Linked DNA regions of Mus musculus: region 1 is linked to region 2. Evidence: chromatin loops called from intact Hi-C (ENCODE). Cell type or tissue: heart. All regions are shown on one strand. Links, peaks and the distances in the headings refer to the core of each region. The heading gives the core; the rest is flanking DNA. Region 1 holds the start of Gm29938 (a long non-coding RNA gene). Region 2 holds the start of Foxp4 (forkhead box P4).

Evidence for each region. Hi-C counts contacts between places; a loop is a spot of excess contacts. Peaks named below come from ENCODE experiments on the same cell type or tissue, not always from the same donor. Only the 100,000 strongest peaks of a DNase experiment are listed, where the experiment ranks them.
Region 1: a loop joins it to region 2, with 6 times the contacts of the local background. A loop is called at or near these places in 11 of 42 quality-filtered maps.

The regions. Positions count from the first base shown.
Region 1 is chr17:47,971,918-47,980,849 of GRCm38, reverse strand. Gm29938 (a long non-coding RNA gene) reads left to right here and starts at 3,976. Exons shown (of 3, transcript XR_385618.4): 1 at 3,976-4,408. In heart, for the core only: CTCF peaks have their summits at 3,671 (motif pointing right) and 6,707; DNase peaks (open chromatin) are centred at 4,369, 5,499, 6,909 and 7,099; H3K4me3 peaks cover 3,685 bases; H3K27ac peaks cover 6,176 bases.
Region 2 is chr17:47,920,322-47,929,253 of GRCm38, reverse strand. It overlaps Foxp4 (forkhead box P4), which reads left to right and starts at 4,622. Exons shown (of 17, transcript NM_001110825.1): 1 at 4,622-5,048. It overlaps Gm46601 (a long non-coding RNA gene), which reads left to right and starts at 2,415. Exons shown (of 3, transcript XR_003952247.1): 1 at 2,415-2,500; 2 at 3,221-3,335; 3 at 3,440-3,780. In heart, for the core only: no CTCF peak of the experiment used is centred there; DNase peaks (open chromatin) are centred at 4,603, 5,023, 5,433, 6,073 and 1 weaker place; H3K4me3 peaks cover 5,273 bases; H3K27ac peaks cover 3,785 bases; H3K27me3 peaks cover 285 bases.

The DNA.
Region 1 (8,932 bases), core at 465-8,464, 51 kb before region 2:
TGACTTAGTTTTAGTTTTGAGACAGGGTCTTTACCCAGGTAGCTGAGTCTGGCTTTAAGGTTAGGATCTTCCTTCCTGAGACTTCTTAGTATCGACATTACAGCCACAGGTTGTCATCCCAGCTAAATCCTAACATCTTACATATCGTGTGTGTGTGTGTGTGTGTGTGTGTGTGTGTGTGTGTGTGTGTGTGTGTGTGCATATATAAATGTGTATGGTTCTGAGGATCAGTCGGAAAATTCCACATGGGCCAGGTAAGCCCTCGACCACTGAGCTATCCCCAACCTTGGTGTCTTATATCTCTGCTTAATGAGTTAACTTTACCTATATCTGCTTGGATGAGTTTATGTGCATCCCATGCATGCAGGATCATTCGGCAAAGAAAGAGGCGCTGTGTCATCTACTCTATATTACCCAGCTCCTGGTACACAGCAGACAAAAGAGGGATCAGGAGATGGAGAGGGTTGGGGTTTAGGAGGTTCACGTTATCTATGGGGTAGATGTCACCTTCTGCCATGACCTCCTGAGGTTCTCTTGCACAGGGCTTCGGGCTGGAAAGGACCTTGGGCACATGGGGAGACTATGCCCTGAGAACCCAGGCTGTGCATACTGTGCCCCATGAGCCCAGGCTGCAGTCAGACTGTCAGCGTGAATCCTGGAACTGTTACTAGCTGTGTGACTTCAGGCAATGTACACACCTTCTCTGAACTTCCATTTCTTCCTCTAAGAAATGGAAAAGGTGTGAAGAATGAATGCACACAAAGTGCTTGAACTCAGGGTTAGAGGAATGGCTCAGTAAAACCCTCCCGCTCCCCCCCCCCCAAGATTGGATTTTTCTGTGTAGCCCTGGTGTTCTGGAGCTCTCTATCTGTAGACCAGGCTGGCCTCGAACTCAGAAGTAAACATCACTTTTGTTCATCTCCGACCCATGGTGAGATCTGCCTGCCTCTACCTCCCAAACGGTGGGATTCAAGGCACGTGTCACCACTGCCTGGTGTGAAAACCTGTCTTAAAGAAAAAAGAAAAAAGAAAAATCAAAAAGGACTGAACAAACGAAGGAAGGAAAGGTGCCTAGCCTGTAAGTCCTGTCCTGGGATCTCTCCATCGTTCCTCACAAGTAAACATCACTTTTGTTCATCTCCGACCCAGGGTGAGAGACCTGTCAGGCAAAGAGGTCTTATAAGTAAAAGAGAGCCAAAGTGGAGTCAGCTGATCTGCCTGTGTCCATCCCCCCATCCCCTGAGTGGCAGGCACACTCTGTCCCCCTTACACACCATGAGCTAGAAAGGGGTCGGGGTCTGGGGGGTCATTCTTGCCTCTCACCGCATTGTGCAGAGATATACACAGAGGGTTAGGACAGACATAGCTGGCTGGCGGCTGGACTGGGGCCAGGATCTTGTCACCTACTTGGTGAGAGCCTCACCAAACACACCCCAGAAGCCGGATGCTCTCTGTTTTGTCCCCTACTGGCTGAACCATTTAGCACCCAACCCAGCAGCACCTCAGTCTCTGGTGGTCTACTTCAGAGCAGAAGGGGATCCAAGTCCAGATGGCAGTCACCTTCCACACAGCCTTTCTTTATGACTGCACCTTCCATATGTCTTGATATTTGTACAGCCCAGCTGGAGATGGGGCTGAGTAGGGAAACTCAGCATCTAGGAGTTCGAAGGTGAGTCCTGGGCACAATAGCCTATTCTGGCCCCAAGTCCCCTCCCCGCCCTCCACCACACACAGCACACAGCATCCTGTTTACCTGCCCCCAGGCCTCCTCTCCAGTGCCACTCCAAGCAGCCCCACGCATGCTGAGACATCGCCAAGCCCAGTCTTCAGGAGCAGGCTTGGTATCTGTGTGTATGTAGGAAGGCATCTTCCTTGAGGACACCCCTGGCCTTTGTTTTGCTGCCAAACTCTCTCTTCCAACGAGGTGCCCCATAGGTTCTCTAGCCGAGGCTGCCTGATTTAAAGGACACACTGGTAACAGTAGCAACCTCTAGGCACCCACGTGGGGCCTCTAGGAAGGGGTTCTGGAAGCTTCTGCAGTACAGATGCCGTTGTGAAGGAGGTGGGTGGCTGAGTATCAGCTGGCTGATAGAGAGGGCTTCCCTTCTTGTCCCCTTGCCTGAGTCTGGAGTGGGGACCGTGAGAATACAGAGCCCACTGCTCTCCTGGGACTGGAAACCCATATAAGGCACTCTCTCGGTCCAGCTGGGATGCCATTCTCTCGCTCTTCCAGAGGTCAGAGGTCAAAGGTCAGGCATCAGGAAGGCCTTTGGAGATAGACCCTCCTCTAAGAAAGCAGATGGAGTGGTCCAGCTTCTCGGGGGTTGGGTGTGTTTATGGACAAGCTGCCGTGGGGAAGTGCAGTGTACTGTCTGTCTGTCTGTCTGTCTACACAAGAAGGGGGGAGATGGAAGAGAAGAAAGAAGTGCCCTCTGAGAGAAAAGCTACAGATAGACGAATTAGGGGAGAACAGAAACCTCAAGGAGACATGAGGGGTTCCAGCAGGGACTGGTGTGGGGGGGACAGAGGCAGGGAGAGGCAGATGCATCTATCCCCCAGAAACTGCAGAGGAGTCTGTCCAACTTATCAGGATCCTATTCAAGGCCCAGAGGGGGAGTCCATCTTGGCCAAGGACACACAGCAAGTCACAGAATGGTGGCTTTGGGCCAGAAGACATTTCTTAGGGTTTTTTTGGTTGAGCTGTAAACATAGACTTTGGGGGAGGAGAGGTCCAGCATTATTTGTCTTCCAGAGATGTAGGAGCTGAAAGGACATCCATCGTGCCTGCTCAAGCCAGAAGCCAGGGGAAGGCCTACTGGTCACATACACAGTACTGTACCTAGTGTCACTTCAAGAAAGGTTTGACGGGCTTTGTAATTTTACCTACTCCCTCATCTCTATCTCTCTCTTTTTAAAAAAGTATTTATTTTATGTATATGAATACACTGTAGCTGTATTCAGAAGCACCAGAAAGAGAGCATCCACCTGGGCAGTGGTGGCGCATGCCTTTAATCCCAGCACTCGGGAGACAGAGGCAGGTGGATTTCTGAGTTCGAGGCCAGCCTGGTCTACAGAGTGAGTTCCAGGACAGCCAGGGCTACAGAGAAACCCTGTCTCGAAAACAAAAACAAAACAAAAACAAAAAAGAAAGAGGGCATCAGATCCTGTGGTTGCTGGGAATTGAACTCAGGATCTGGAAAAGCAGTCGGTGTTCTTAATCTCCAATTCCACCCCCCGCCCCCTCTCTTTTTTCCAAGACAGGATTTCTCTGTGTAGCCCTGGCTGTCCTGGAACTTACTCTGTAGACCAGATTGGCCTCGAACTCAGAAATCCACCTGCCTCTGCCTCCTGAGTGCTGGGATTAAAGGTGGGCGCCACCACTGTCTGGCCCTCTATCTATTTTTTATTTGTTTGTTTGTTTGTTTGTTTGTTTTTTGTTTGTTTTTCGAAACAGGGTTTCTCTGTATAGCCCTGGCTGTCCTGGAACTCACTTTGTAGACCAGGCTGGCCTCGAACTCAGAAATCCACCTGCCTCTGCCTCCCAAGTGCTGGGATTAAAGGTGTGCACCACCACGCCCGGCTTCTATCTCTTTTTTAAAAGCTGTATTTTTAGTTATGTGACTATGTATGTGGCTGTGCATTTGACTGCAGGTGCCCCCAGAGGCCAGAAGAGGGCGTCAGATCCCTTGGTGTTGCAGATAGTTGTGAGCTGCCCTGAGATGAGTACTGGGAACTGAACTGCAGTCTTCGGGAAAGCATCAAGAGCTGCTCGCGTGCCCAGTGTGCAGCACCCTCCCCAACCCCCAATAATTAAATATAAAAATAAATCTTAAAGGCCTGAGCCACCCTGCCCAGAAGGTACTGGTGTTCTGAGCGTGTATGACAGAGTCTGCCAGGACTCCGAGAGAGAGGCTGAGCTGGGCAGCTGGAGCTGGCACATGGTTGGTCTCTGTCTCCTCTCAGCAGGTGCAGGAAAGCAGAACCCAGCGCTCCATGCTCCCTGCAGGGGAGAAAGGTCACACCAAAAGTCTTTGTCTTGAGCTCCAAATCCAGAGTCCTTGTAGAGGCTGAAAGGCAGCGTGGAAGATCAGGAAAGAGCCAGGCGGCCTTAGGAAAGGTTACCGAGAAAGGAAGGAGGTCGGCCCTGCCTCTGGCACCAGCCCCACTGGGCCAGGGTCCCAGGGATTCACTGACTAATCCCCAAATGCTATGCTCACACTGGCTGGCACTCTCACAAGTTCCCATTGTCTCTCCAGCCGGCTGCAGGCCCAGGGCAGCCACGTCAAGATCTCCTGCCTCTCATTCACTTCCAGGGAACAGAGGCTCCCACCTCCAGGCACACGACGCCCCTCTGCCCTCTCCCAGCTGACCTAAGGGTCCAGCTGCCAGGTCAGCAGACACTGCCCAGGTAGGTGGCTGGCAACGCTTGGAAGAGGGACAAGCTAACCAGGCTGGCATTTTAGACAGGCTGCCTTGCCATCGCTCCACGGAGACTGCGCAGGAGAGGGGGCGTGGCCCGCAAGGAAGTGGGTGTCCGGTGCTGAGGGAAGGAACAGATCAAGGTCAGAGGCGAGGATTTCACTGACCTCAGTGGGCGGTAGTGAAGAGAATTCATAAAACGTTGTTCTTTAATGGTCTCTCTCTCTCTTTTTTTTTCCTTTCCCTCTGCGAAGGAGGGAGCTAACTCGGTCGGGGGCAGGGCAGGGCTGGGCTCTCCACAAGTGACACCGAATTCCCAGTCTGGACTGGGCGGGCGCTTGAAAGCAGCTAAATTAGCAAAACAGAAGTCAACCGTCGATTGCTTCTACGGAGGATTAAGTGTGATAAATGGAGGGTTTGTTCGCTCTCCGGTCCAGATGTTGTGTCTAAGTGAAGGGTTTTTATGGTTTTTTTTTTTTTTTCATTCTTGGCTCAGATCCCATATATATTTTGGATACTGCTGGGAGTATATAATATCACTGGAAAATGATGTGGTCTGGTAACCTTTTAAATAACATTTCCGCCCTCCTCTGTTTTCTAATAGTTTGTTTTTCTTTCCATGTTTGCCTTTTATTGGGGGAAATTTTTTTTTTTGGAAATTAATGAGGCTCAAGTTTGGAGACCAAAATATGAGAGGGATGTGGGTGGGGGATGGAAGGGTGTGGGCTGAGTCTGGGATGAAGCACTTTCCTCGTGTGTGTGTGTGTGTGTGTGTGTGTGTGTGTGTGTGTGTGTGTGTAAGCGATCTTGGCTTGCGCCCCCCATCCCCTTCCAATGCTCCCTCTCCTCGGTTGGGGCTGCGTGGTGGCACGCGCGGGCAGGGCGCCCGGGATTCCGCCTGCCCGGGCCGCGGGGCTGTGAGCCTCCTTCCTCCGGGAAGAACCTGCCATTCCCCCGGCGCAGCCCCTGCCCGGCGTGAGGGGGATGGGGGCGCCTCCTTCCTGAGTGAAACCTACGGAATCCGGCAGGAATTCGGGCCTCCCAGATTTAAGAAAACAAACAAAGGAAAGATTGTCAGAGAGGGGCCTCTGAGAGCCGCCCCGGCCGCCGCACTGCCCTCGGCGCTCGCCCCCTGGGCTGCCAGGGCCGCCAGCGGGGGCGGGATGCCGGGTTCCCGGCTCCCACGGGTGGTCTCCATTGGGCTTCCCTGCCTCAGGCCTCTAGCAAATCATCCCCTAGTCTCGGAACTAGTGGAATACCCTCTTCCCCAGCATATAGAAAAGGAGGCGTCCCGACTGTGTGGCTGCCTGCGGGAGGTGAACAAGAAGTCATTTGGGACATCCCTCTGCCTCAGAACAGTCTCACCAGCACGATGTCTAAGGTGTATTGGTGTTTCCAAGCTTGTGTTTGAGGTGAAATGTCCACATTTCAGGTTTGTGTGGGGACAAGGGCATCTCCTTCACCCAGCCAAGATAGGTTCACACTGTGCTGGCGGGCAGACTCAGTCCCAGACTCCGGAAAAATTAGAAAAGGTGAAAATGTGGGAAGAAGAGCCCATGGAATAGAGAGATGGACGTATATTAAGGTCCGCCGCTGGCCACCCGCCACGTTGCTGTCCATCAGTGCTCTTGGTGATGGTGGGTCAATCCGCCGGTTATAGTTGTCTCCAGCTCACAGTCTCTCTCCCTGTCTTCTGCCTCCAGGCAGGGAGGTTCTCCTCGTCTCCGTAGCTAAACCTTACCGAGGCCCGCTCTGACCCTTCCTGAATCTGCCCCTGTCTGTGTTCTTGATCTTCGAAACTCTGAGGTCAAAGTATGTGGGGCGTGTGTGTCTGTGTCTGCCTGCCTGCCTACCTGCCTGCCTGTGTGTCTGTCTGCCTATCTGTGTGTGTATTAGTGTCTCTGTGTCTATTTGTCTGTGTCTGTCTGTCTGCTGCCCGAGTCTCTCTCCCTCTACACTCCCCCCACACCCATTTTGATCAGTCTCCCCACTCCGCCCCCGCCCTAGGTAGCCCAGCGGGCCGGCGTCGTGCCAAGGCCGTCCCGGGCAGGGCCAAGCTGGCGCTGACAGAGCCTCGCGCCCGCGGCCCAATTAGCGCTCGGCGCGGGCGACGCGGCATCTGGAATTGCGCTGCGCTCACGGCCAAGGCCGATTGTTTAGTCTGCGCGGCGGGGCGGGCGGCCCGCGCGGTGGCCCCACATCTGGAGCCGCGGCCAGACGGGCCTGCTGGCGGCTGGCCGGGGTGCGTGTGCATTTTTAACTCTGGGATTTGCTGACAAGTTAAGAAGTCAGAAAGTCAGTGGCGGCGGCGGGAACTGGCGGGGCATGCAGAGAAGGGAGTGGCTGGGGCAGCTGGCCAGCCAGGGTGACTTTTTCTTCCGGGATTGCGTCCCTCCCCTGCCTTTATCTTCCCCTTCTTCTTCATTAATTAAGTGGCTGAATTATCCCCAAATCCCTACACTCCCAGCTGGCAGGAACTCCCTGGAGACCAGCATCTACATTGGGGTGGGGGAGAGCCCTGAGCACGCTGATCTCCCACGGTCTGGGGAAGCACACAGCAAAACAGCGAGGGCTTGGCCATCCGAGAAGTGGCTCTGCAGCTGGACAGCGAAAAGGACCAGAGGCCAACTCTCTCGACCCCTAACAGGACTCTTGGCGCAGCTGCGGGTCCTCCATGTGGAGGATCCAAACTTGAGGAGCGGTTCTCACGATGTCAGCGAGCTTTCCAAGCCTTGCGGACAGGCTTTTGAGTTTTCACTGACTCGTGGAGTAAATATCGGTCACACATTGCGTCAGGCTTAGGGGCCAGAGCTGCATGGCCGGGCATGTGCTTGTCCAGCGAAGTTGACATGTTTAGTAAAGATAAAAGATACTACGTAGAGAGACCGGAAGTCAACAAACTAAACTGTAGATGCCCGTGGAGTCCCAGGAGTGTAGCACAGTTGGTAGAGAGCTTGCCTAGCCTGCTGAAGCTCTCTGGGTTCAATCCTGCACTTGGGAGGTGGAAGGATCTGGGGTTCAAGGTCATCCTTCTTTAGTAAGTGTTAGGCCCTTCAAATACCGAGACCTTGTTACAAAGTGTTGGAAAAAAAAGAAACAAAGGAGCCAATTTCTTCCTTGGTTAGTATGGTGATCCCCGGGACAAGCTTCAGTTTGTACCAACTGGCTGGATCCTCATAATGTCCCAGTGAGGTGCTCCCATGTTCACTGAATTTAACTTTGACTTCAAAATCAGGGATCTTTTTATGTATTTGTGGCACGCATATATATATGCATAGGTGTGAGTGTGTGTGTGTGTGTGTGTGTGTGTGTGTGTGTAGGCCAGAGGGCAGAGCCCATGTCCTCCACTGTTGCTCTCCACTCTTTATGTTTTTACATTCTCAGTACATCTTCCTAGGAGGGCTTGACAGCTTCCAGGGAAAACTTGCCAGCTGGGGAGCCTGGAGATAGATAGATAGATAGATAGATAGATAGATAGATAGATAGATAGATATTTCAGATAGATAATTCACACACACACTCATATATATTATCATGAAAAATGGTCAGATGAGATGGCTCAGGGGGTGAAGATAACCTGAGTTCAATTCCAGGACCCAGAGTTAAGGCAGAAAGAAAGAACCCACTCTACAGAGTTATTCTCTGACCTCTATCTACATAACTGCTCTGGTATGTACGTACACACACACACCAATAATAATACTAATAAATACAAGTTTTTTTGTTTTTTTTTTTTAAAGAAGCAAAGCACTATTGAAATGCCAGTAACAGCGACTTCAGCTGAGACCTGGTGAATACCCATCTGCTGCTGGGAGGAAATTACAAACTCCCTGGATGCCAGTTACCCAAGGTTAGACAACTGGGGTGTTCTTCAAGTCCTTGAAGCTGATCCTCAGATTTCGGACTAGAGAGATGGCTCAGAGGGTAAAGTCCTTGCTGCACAAGTATGAAGATGTGAGTTTAGGTCCCCACACAACCGTTGGCATGGTGTACACACACACACACACACACACACACACACACACACACACACACACACACACCTAGAGCTCCAGAGCTGGGTTTAGGGCAGCCTGGAGGCAGGCAGATAGATCCCAGGGACTTGCTGGTTAGCCAATGTTGTGAAAACAGTGAGTGGTCAGTTCAGTATCAGAAAAAAAGTGAAGGTGGGGCTGCCCTTGCAGAGGACTCTGGCTCAGTTCCCAGCACCCACATGGTAGCTTACAGCCATCTGTAACTCCAGTTCCAGGGGATCTGATGCCCTCTTCTGACCTTCATTGGCACCTGGCATGGATGTGGTGCGCAGACACAGGTGCAAGCTGAACACCCATGCACACAAAATGCATAAATATTAAGAAAGAAAGAATGGAGAGCAATAGAGAAAGACATGGGTGTCTTGTACATATACACATGTAACCGTGCACGTACAAATGCGTGTTACACATTACTTTAAAAAGATCCCTGGTTTTGTAGTCAAAGCTGAATTCAGTGAACATGGGAGCACATCACTGGA
Region 2 (8,932 bases), core at 241-8,240:
AAGCACCTCCTCGCTTTGTGATCCTAAGCAAGTTACCCCACCTCTGAGAGCCATCTTTGCTTGTAGAATGGAACAAGAGCCCTGCAGATGGCCTAGTACACTCTAGAATGTCCTAACTGACAGCTCTTATAATTTGGCCCTTCTGAGGTTACCTTAAGAAAACTGGGGCGGGGCTGGCGAGATGGCTCAATGGGTAAGAGCACCCGACTGCTCTTCCGAAGGTTCGGAGTTCAAATCCCAGCAACCACATGGTGGCTCACAACCATCCATAATGAGATCTGATGCCCTCTTCTGGAGTGTCTGAAGACAGCTACAGTGTACTTACATATAACCAATAAATAAATCTAAAAAAAAATTAAAAAAAAAAAAAAAGAAAAAAGAAAACTGGGGCTCGGCCAGGCAGTGGTGGCATACACCTTTAATCCCAGCACTTGGGAGACAGAGGAAGGCAGATTTCTGAGTTCGAGGCCAGCCTGGTCTACAGAGTGAGTTCCAGGACAGCCAGGGCTACTCAGAGAAACCCTGTCTCAAAAAGGAGAGAGAGACAGAGAGACAGAGACAGAGACAGAGAGAGAGAGACAGAGAGAGAGAGAGAGAGAGAAAAGAGGGAGGGAGGGAGGGAGGGAGGGAGGGAGGGAGGGAGGGAGGAAGAAAGAAAGAAATTAAGAAAGAAAGAAAGAAAGAAAGAAAGAAAAAGAAAGAGAGAGAGAGAGAGAGAGAGAGAAAGAAAGAAAGAAAGAAAGAAAGTAAGTAAACTGGACTTCGAACCAAACAGGCGTGCTGGTGAGCCAGGTGTATTGGTGCATGCCTTTAATCCCAGCACTCTCGAAGCACAGGCAGGTGGATCTCTGTGAGTCTGAGGTTAGCCTTGTCTACAAAGCAAGTCCAGGACAGCCAGGGCTATTGTAGGAGAAATCCAGCCTTGAAAAACAAACAAACAAACAAACAAAAGAGAGGGAGGGAGGGAGGGAGGGAGGGAGGGAGGGAGGGAGGGAGGGAGGGAGGGAGGGAAAAAGATAAGGAAACCAGGTCTCACAAAAGAAAAACTAAGTGTTTAAGGAAAACACTTTGGGCACAAGTCAGTAAGCTTTGCACAAGTGTTCTTCACGCTCTCTGCCTTAGGAAGGCATCCTTTCAATCTTGTGACTGAAGGGAGGGAGGCTGAAAACTATCATCTGTCCAGGGCAAATGTCTGTAGGTGCCTAGGATGTCATTCAACCTAAGACTGCCTGACTCCACCCTCATGGTCCTGACTTTGGCCTCTGTCTTCCAGTCGGGCCTGCAGGTATGGGACTTGTGGGGAGGGGACCGCCTGGGCTTCTGCTCTTGCCTTGCATGCTGGGATAGGAGGAGTCACAGTGAGGCCCTTGGGGAACTTAGGATTTGTACTGGCTAGTTTTGTGTCAACTTGACACAGCTGGAGTTATCACAGAGAAAGGAGCTTCAGTTGAGGAAATGCCTCCATGAGATCCAACTGTAAGGCATTTTCTCAATTAGTGATCAAGGGGGAAAGGCCCCTTGTGGGTGGGACCATCTCTGGGCTGGTAGTCTTGGGTTCTATAAGAGAGCAGGCTGAGCAAGCCAGGGGAAGCAAGCCAGTAAAGAATATCCCTCCATGGCCTCTGCATCAGCTCCTGCTTCCTGACCTGCTTGAGTTCCAGTCCTGACTTCCTTTGGTGATGAACAGCAATGTGGAAAGTGTAAGCTGAATAAACCCTTTCCTCCCCAACTTGCTTCTTGGTCATGATATTTGTGCAGGAATAGAAACCCTGTCTAAGACAGGATTCCTGTGGGGGAACCCCTCCAAACTGACACAAACTGAGAGAAAGGACTCTGAACTGGCTACTGTGACCAAGACATTGTCTGTTCTGTTACCTTCTTTCAAGAGGTCTGTTTTCTCCCCTGAATTGCCTCAATTAGGACAAGATGGGGTCTTCTGACTCCCTTGGGCTTCCCACTCTGACTCGCAAATTCCACAGTCCCGCAGGGGACTGAGTAGGCCTGAGTAGAGGGGTAAACTGAAACGAAAGAAAAAAAAAAGCAAAAGTTATTTTCCCAGCATGCCCTGTGGGAGCAAGGAAGGAACTGTTGTGGCAAAGTAAGGGGGCAGAGTTCTGTGACGGCGCACACCTGCCTTCTCTGTCCTAGTCAGTCTCTCATTGCTACTTTCCCCTTAGCCCCTGTTGTAGACAAGATGGGAAGAAAACTTTGGAGCAGGGTCACTAGCCCAAGGGTCCCTGGTTGTCTGTACACCATGATGCCACTCAGCTGCCTCTCCACACAAGGCAATACAAAGACCCTCCGGTTCAAGAGCTCCAGAATAAAACCCTGTCCGAGACAAACTGCTCCGGTTGGAACTGCTCCATCCAGCTAGGGTGTAAACTTCGACATGGCAAGTGTCCTTTTGGCCTCAGTTTCCTCCTAGATAAAGCAGAGCTAACAAAAGATCTTCCCTGTGGAATAATCATGAAGATTCAAGAGCCAGCATACCTGCCAGGAGGTAAGATTGACATGGTAGCTACTATCTAGTCCTTGACTTTGGTTGTTTGTTTTGGATTAAAAGATGTTTTAAAAACAAAAAAAAAATAACAATTTATTTTATGTGTGTGCATGCATGCGCAGAAGTCAGATAATACTTTCTTTTTTTATTAAGAATTATTTATTTATTCTATGAGTCCACTGTTGCTGTCTTCAGACACACCAGAAGAGGGCATCGGATCCCATTACAGATGGTTGTGAGCCATGTGGTTGCTGGGAATTGAACTCAGGACCTCTGGAAGAGCAGCCAGTGCTCTTAACCGCCCAAGAGAATACTTTCAAGATGTGGGTCCCAGGGTCCAACTTTAGGGAATTGATAGGTGTCTCTATCCATTGAGCAATCTGACCAGCACTGGTTTGGATTTTTGAAACCGGGCCTCTTGTAGCCCAAGCTGGCCTGGAACCCCATCTGTCGTTAAAGATGACCTTGAACTGCTGAACCTTCTGCCCTTACCACCCAAGAGCTGGCCACTACACCTACTGTCATTTGAGTTTCATTTCTACTGGACCGGTCACCATGCAGTCCAAATAAAAGAGCTGGGCTGTGGGCGTGGCTAGGTGGGAGAGCTTGTGTTTAGCACTTCCGGAGGCGATTTGCTCAACGCATCCCGCAACGCAAATACCTAAACAAGCTGCACAGCAGCCCTATCCAGCTTGACATCTGTGTGTCTCCAAATTTCAGCAGGGTCTATGTTTGCCCTCTTTGTGTCTGTCCACTTGCGCAAACAGAGATGCTTCAGAGCTGGGTTGTAACTACCACCTTTCAGCTCCTGGCCCACGGAAAAGGGGCAGAATAGGTGAGCAGAAATTGCTTAAGCTGTTATCTCAGAAACCCGTTTTTGTTGTTGTTGTTGTGTTTTTTTTTTTTTTAAGAGTTTTCTCCAAAATATGTTATCCCCAGGAAACCAGGCCCAGTCCTTACCCAGTTCATCCTCCATGGGGTCTGCCTGCCCTTGGTCACCTGCCTCAAGGTAACCCGAAGCCAACAGGGTCTCCCAGAGTCACTGCCTTCCTGTGCTCAACCCATAACTTCTCTGGGCAGGGTGGGCCAAACACGGAGGGTCCCTGAGGCGTGCCCCTCACCTCTTCACACACCCGAAAGGGAAGATGTTTGGGTAGAGAGTGGGAGGATTTTTTTTCTCTCTCTCTCAGTTCTCCACCAGTCTGAGCCTGGCTCCTGCTACCCAATTTAGTCCTCCCCCTCGGAACCTGGGCCTTTCCGTGCCCGGACTTCCCCCTCCCAACCCAAACACACACCAGCGTCCCCAACCCCACCCCCACCCCCATCCTCACGGTCCCCCTGGGCACAAGCGGTATTCAGGGACGCCAAGTTTTGTTTACAATCTAATTTGTTCAGATAATTGCCTCGACTTTGCTCTGTGCTTGGCCCGCGTGGATCCAGCCTGAAGCCCTTTCTCCATCGGTTCTCACAGCACTTTATAGGAAATTCCCCTTTGCAGACCGAGGCGGCAGCGCGTGCGCGCCGGGATGGGAGAAAAGACTGTTCACAAAGCCCAGAAAGAGCCTCCCCAGCCCCAGCCCCCACACAGTGGGGAGTCAGAGGGAGGCGCGGCAGGGCCCGCGCTGGACGTCGGCTTCGGACTGGGGGGGGGGGGGTCCTGACCACTCCCCGCGCCAGGCGCAGCCCGCCCGAAACCAGTGAACCGTGTGCCAGCAGGACTTGGCCGTACCTCCAGGTTCCAGGAAAAGGCCAGAGTTAATAAAGCCTCCCATCGGATGGGTCCCCAGTCCACTGTGAAACTCTACGGCCTATCGACTTTGGCAGATCGGTAGCCCCACGTCCCCATTTTTTCCTTCCCCAAAGTTTGGTCCACGTGGTCCTCTTCGGCTTGCCGCTGGCCGCCTCTCAGGGGGAAAAGTGGCTGCACCTGCTTTAGGCGAATTATGGTAGCACTAGAAGTTAGTCTCCCCTCCCTCCGCCGCTCGCTCGTTCGCTCCCTCCTCCCTGTCGCTCGGCGCGCTCCCTCCTTCCCTCCACCCCTCCGGTCCCCCCGCCCGGTGTGCCCCGCCCGCGCGCCGATCGCTCGCAGCCACTCGCAGCCGGGGCTCAGTCGCAGCCCCTCGGAGTCCGGAGCCGGTCGCCCCTACGGACCGGACAGTGCCACCAGCTGCCGGGACGGAGCCCCCCAACACGCGATCAGGGCGCGGCGCAGGCGGCCGCGGCGCGGCGGGGAGGAGCCCGGGCCGGAACCAGGGCTGGGCCGGGGGCGGGGACGCCGGGGTCCCGGAGCCCCGGAGCCGGAGCGAGCTCAGGAGCGTCGCCGGAGCCCGGGGAAGGACGATCGGAAGCTGGAGAGAGCCAAGCCATCCTCCAAAGTGCGATGCCCCCAAGGGGCTAAGGCGCGCGGCGATCGGCGCTAGAAAGATCGCTTCGGAGCGCAGGGGCAGCCCCGGCGAGTGGCGGCGGGCCCGGGCTGCGACCCGAGCGAGCCCCATGCCCCGTGCGGGCTGACGGGCCGGAGCCCGCACTGAGCGGCCGGGCCGGACAGGTAGGTGGCCGATTCAGGGACCCCAGGGATCCGGGTGGGGGCTGGGCCGGGGACTCGTCCAACTCCCTAGCTCGCTCACTCTCTCGCCTGCTCCCCGGCTCACTTTGTGTTTGCAAACTGCCCGCCCGAGGCGCGTCGGCCGCCGGAGGAGCCCGGCCCCGGGCCGGAGCACTTTGTTCCAGCTGGGCCGGCCGCGGAGCACTGACCCTGGTGAGTTGAGAGACCCTGCCCCCGGCCCGGGCCCCCAGCCGATCGGAGCTGTCTGGGGAACAGGTGGGGGCTGAGGCGCGGGGCTGGGGGGCAGCGGGAAGCTGGCCGGGGCGGAGGGGGGGCGGCTTGGAGAAGCCACTGAGGCCCGCCCTGCCCCAAGAATCTGGGCTCCGCCCCCTCCTGGCCTCGCTGCTGGGAATGGGGTGTTAGGGGGCGCGACCCCCCCTCCCGGAGTGAGACAAAGAATACTTCCCGGCCCGGACTTTCCTGAGCCGGGAAGGGAAGTGGTGAACTGGGATCCCCCCAAGTCCAGTCTGCACGGGACTCCCCAGGACAAACAGAAAGACTTGAGTCTGTGTGTGTGTGTTGGTGTGTGTGTTGGGGGGGGCAACAATCTCAAACACCTCATCGCCTTGGTTTGTGGAGGTCACACTTCGAAAGTGCTGAGACTAGTCAACCTCCCCCCCCACTCCCGCATCTCTTAATCAGATCTGAGATAAAGCGGAAAACTTCTTGGGGACTTGAGAGAGACTGGTAATGGCCCCTGTGATTTATTTATTTATTTATTTATTTATTTATTTACGTGCGCCGGAGCTGATCGGTGGGGAACTAATCTAGTGGATACCCTCCTCATTCGGACAGAGCTCCTGCGGGGTAGTGTGAGGTTTGAGAGTGAGGGAATAAGGTAACGGAGAGTGGGCCCAAGGCCACCAGAGATGAAGCTGCCGGAGTGAGCAGTGGAGTCCATTCCCCCAGACTGAAGACTCTGGTGACTCGTGAGACAGTCTCCCCAGCGTCCCTCTGGCCCGCGGCCATCCTCCGCGGCGCTCAAATCTTGCACTTTGCTTCTCCGTAAAACTTGTACTTCTTGAGCTTCACTGGAGGAGAACCTGGTGGCACCCGGTGGTGAGGTGTCCTGGGAGACCCGGGGCCGTGGCCACCTGTGTGAAGGAACGTGTGATTTCGTGGGACGCGGATTCTGAGGCAAAGGCTCTAACCATCACAGATTGACCTCCTCCCACCCCCCACCCCCCACCACCCCACCCCGAAACTGAAGCGACCTCGTGAACACTCTGCTATTGCATCCGGCGACTCTGTAGGTTGGGAGGTCGGGGATATCAGCGGGGTTTCTTTCTCTCAGACAGTGCCCCTCTTCTTTGCACCCTGGGCCTCTTGCGCCAACACTGCCCTGTGGGTTTCCAGGTTCCCTTCCTTGGCACCTGGGATTTCAGATATCTGGAGATCAGCGCTTGTGGCGTGCACCCCTGCACCGGTCCGGACCCGGCGGACCGCGGCGCTCTGATCCGAGCTGGGTAGTGGACTTGGGGGCCGGGAGGAACAAACCTGATTCCGAGCCATCGTTTGGCGGTTCCGGAGCAATCCCAGAAGAATTTTGACTAATGCGGGATTTTTTTTAACCTCGAATTTAAAGCGTCTTTGCCCGGGTTGCAGAGCACCCGCCTAGATTGGCAACCGACGGTGTTGGGTCTGTAATTCAGGGTCGGGAGAGAGAATGCAGTTTCAGCGACAGTCGCTGTGGTTTGCCCGAGTGTCCCATGAAAAAAGGAACGGGTGGTCCACGCTGTTCCGCCGCTTCCTGGCGAAGCTTAATCTTCCATCACCCCCTTCCCATCCCCACCCACGTGAATCTCAGTGGGTTGGCCCCATGGCCTAGGTACCCGCCGCACCGGCATTTTAAGCCCCTGGTTGATCTCAACCGGGGAGCCAGGAGGAGGCTCCTGAAGGGGAGCGGTCGGCCTCAGACGACCTCTACCCGCCCCCGCGGAAAACCGCTGTAGGAAGTCTGCAAGCTTTTCTTCTTTCTTTCCTTTTTTCTTTTCTTTTTTCTTTCTTAATTTTTTTTCCCCTCTCCTTAAACTTGAGAAACTTCTTCCTTGCTAGGGTGATTCAGGGACTGTTCTCTGGAGCTTGGAGAGACAGTTCAGTGGCTTGCTGACTCTGAGGTGCTCTGAGATCAGTGTAGACTGCAGTGGACCACCAGTCTAGGCTGTTGGGCAAGGTGGCCTGGGTATCGGGGACTGTTGTGCTCCACCCCACACACACACTCGCTGCAGATCCTGTGCTATCCGAATCTCAGCTTGTGGGGATCACTAAGTGCCTGATTGTTTTGTTATTGGTGTGTTGTGTTGTTTTCTGGGCAAGGAGGGGGAGACTTGAGACATTGTCTCTTCATGTTGCCTAGGCTGGCCCCACCACACTCAGTATGCTTCTTTTGCAGTAGCCTCTGGGATGCTGGGATTACAGGTGTACCACACACACTCCACCACGGCCCCTACCCTACTTCCAGCCTTGGCGGTAAGATGGAGGAGACCGTAGCTAGAGTCTCTTCTGGCACCAAGGCTGGGCCCCTGGGAGGGGGTTGGAATTGAGGAACCTCTGTACGTGGGGGAGCAGGGCTGGTCAGGCCAAACTTGTTGGGGGACTTGCTCCCTTTCCTTCCTAGAGCACCCGCCCCTTTCTTCTACCTTTGGACAGAAACTTCCTTTCTGACTGTCTGTCTGGTCAGTCCCATTTTGCTAGGAATGTGCATATCCTGCTGGCCCCTGACTCCAAACACACCTTTGCTTAGCAGGGGAGGGCCCCCAGAGGATTGGAAGAGAGTGGCTTTCTTTGATCTGGTAATTTCCTCAGTGTTTGCTGAGTTCCTACCCTGTCTAGGCAGATCCCAGGCTGGGTACTAGGGTACCCTTGTGCTGTCATGGGGTGGGGTGGGGGTTCTGGTCTGTGGACCTCGGATTCCTGGAAGAGACAGATATGGGGTGGGGGTGGGTGGGTGGCATGGGAGGGGTTTGGTTTCAGAGGACTGCTTGAGGGAAGGGAAGGGCATCTCCCCCTGAAGCCGTCCTTTCTTCTCTACATTTTAACCCTTCGCTACCCATAGTACTTTTTGGAAGGTTTCCCTTCCAGACACAATCTGCTTCAGCCTGAGCCTTTATTCTTATTCCCTAAGCAGCAGGAGATACTTCCCTCCTTTCATGGGGCTTCCGAGGTTCTCTGCCCCCATTCTCTTTCTTATCCTCTCTCAGCTTCCCCAGGCCCAAGGCAGCCATGGGCCCATCTTGTTTTGGTCCGGATCCTGTGCCTCTATTGGCTGAAATCGCTTCCTCTGAGGTGGTTCCGGAGCCCTAGAACCTGAGGCACAGAACTCATTCACCTCTAGGGCCATGCGTGTGTCATAGTGAAAAGGGCTTTGGAACTTAGCACTAGAGATAGGGCTCTGGGGAACTTAATTAAGCTGCTGGAACCTCCATTTTCTTAGGTTATAAAGTAGGTCAACAATGCCCAGAGTCGAAGAGCGGCTTGGGAGTTGAATCAGAGGTAAAGTTCCGCAGCCCAGCAAGTGTCTGGCCAGCCAAGGGCCGTCCACTGACGGCCTTTGCTTCATTTTCTTTCTTTTCAAAATTAGTCTACCAGCACTGCCAGGCCACTTATTGGGCCGAATACTGGAAATATTGGAAGTATAAACCTTCATTTTACAGGCTGGGAAATGAAGCCAGAGAGAGGTGGCAACTTGTGTGAGGTTTTCGCTCCTGCTCGGGTGCAGAGCTAGGACTAAAGTGCTCCGGAATGACCAGGGTCTGGAGCCTCTGCTGTGGGTAAAGGAGAAGGGCAGGAATAGAGGGGCTGACCACTCCTTTCAGCAGCCCGGCCCG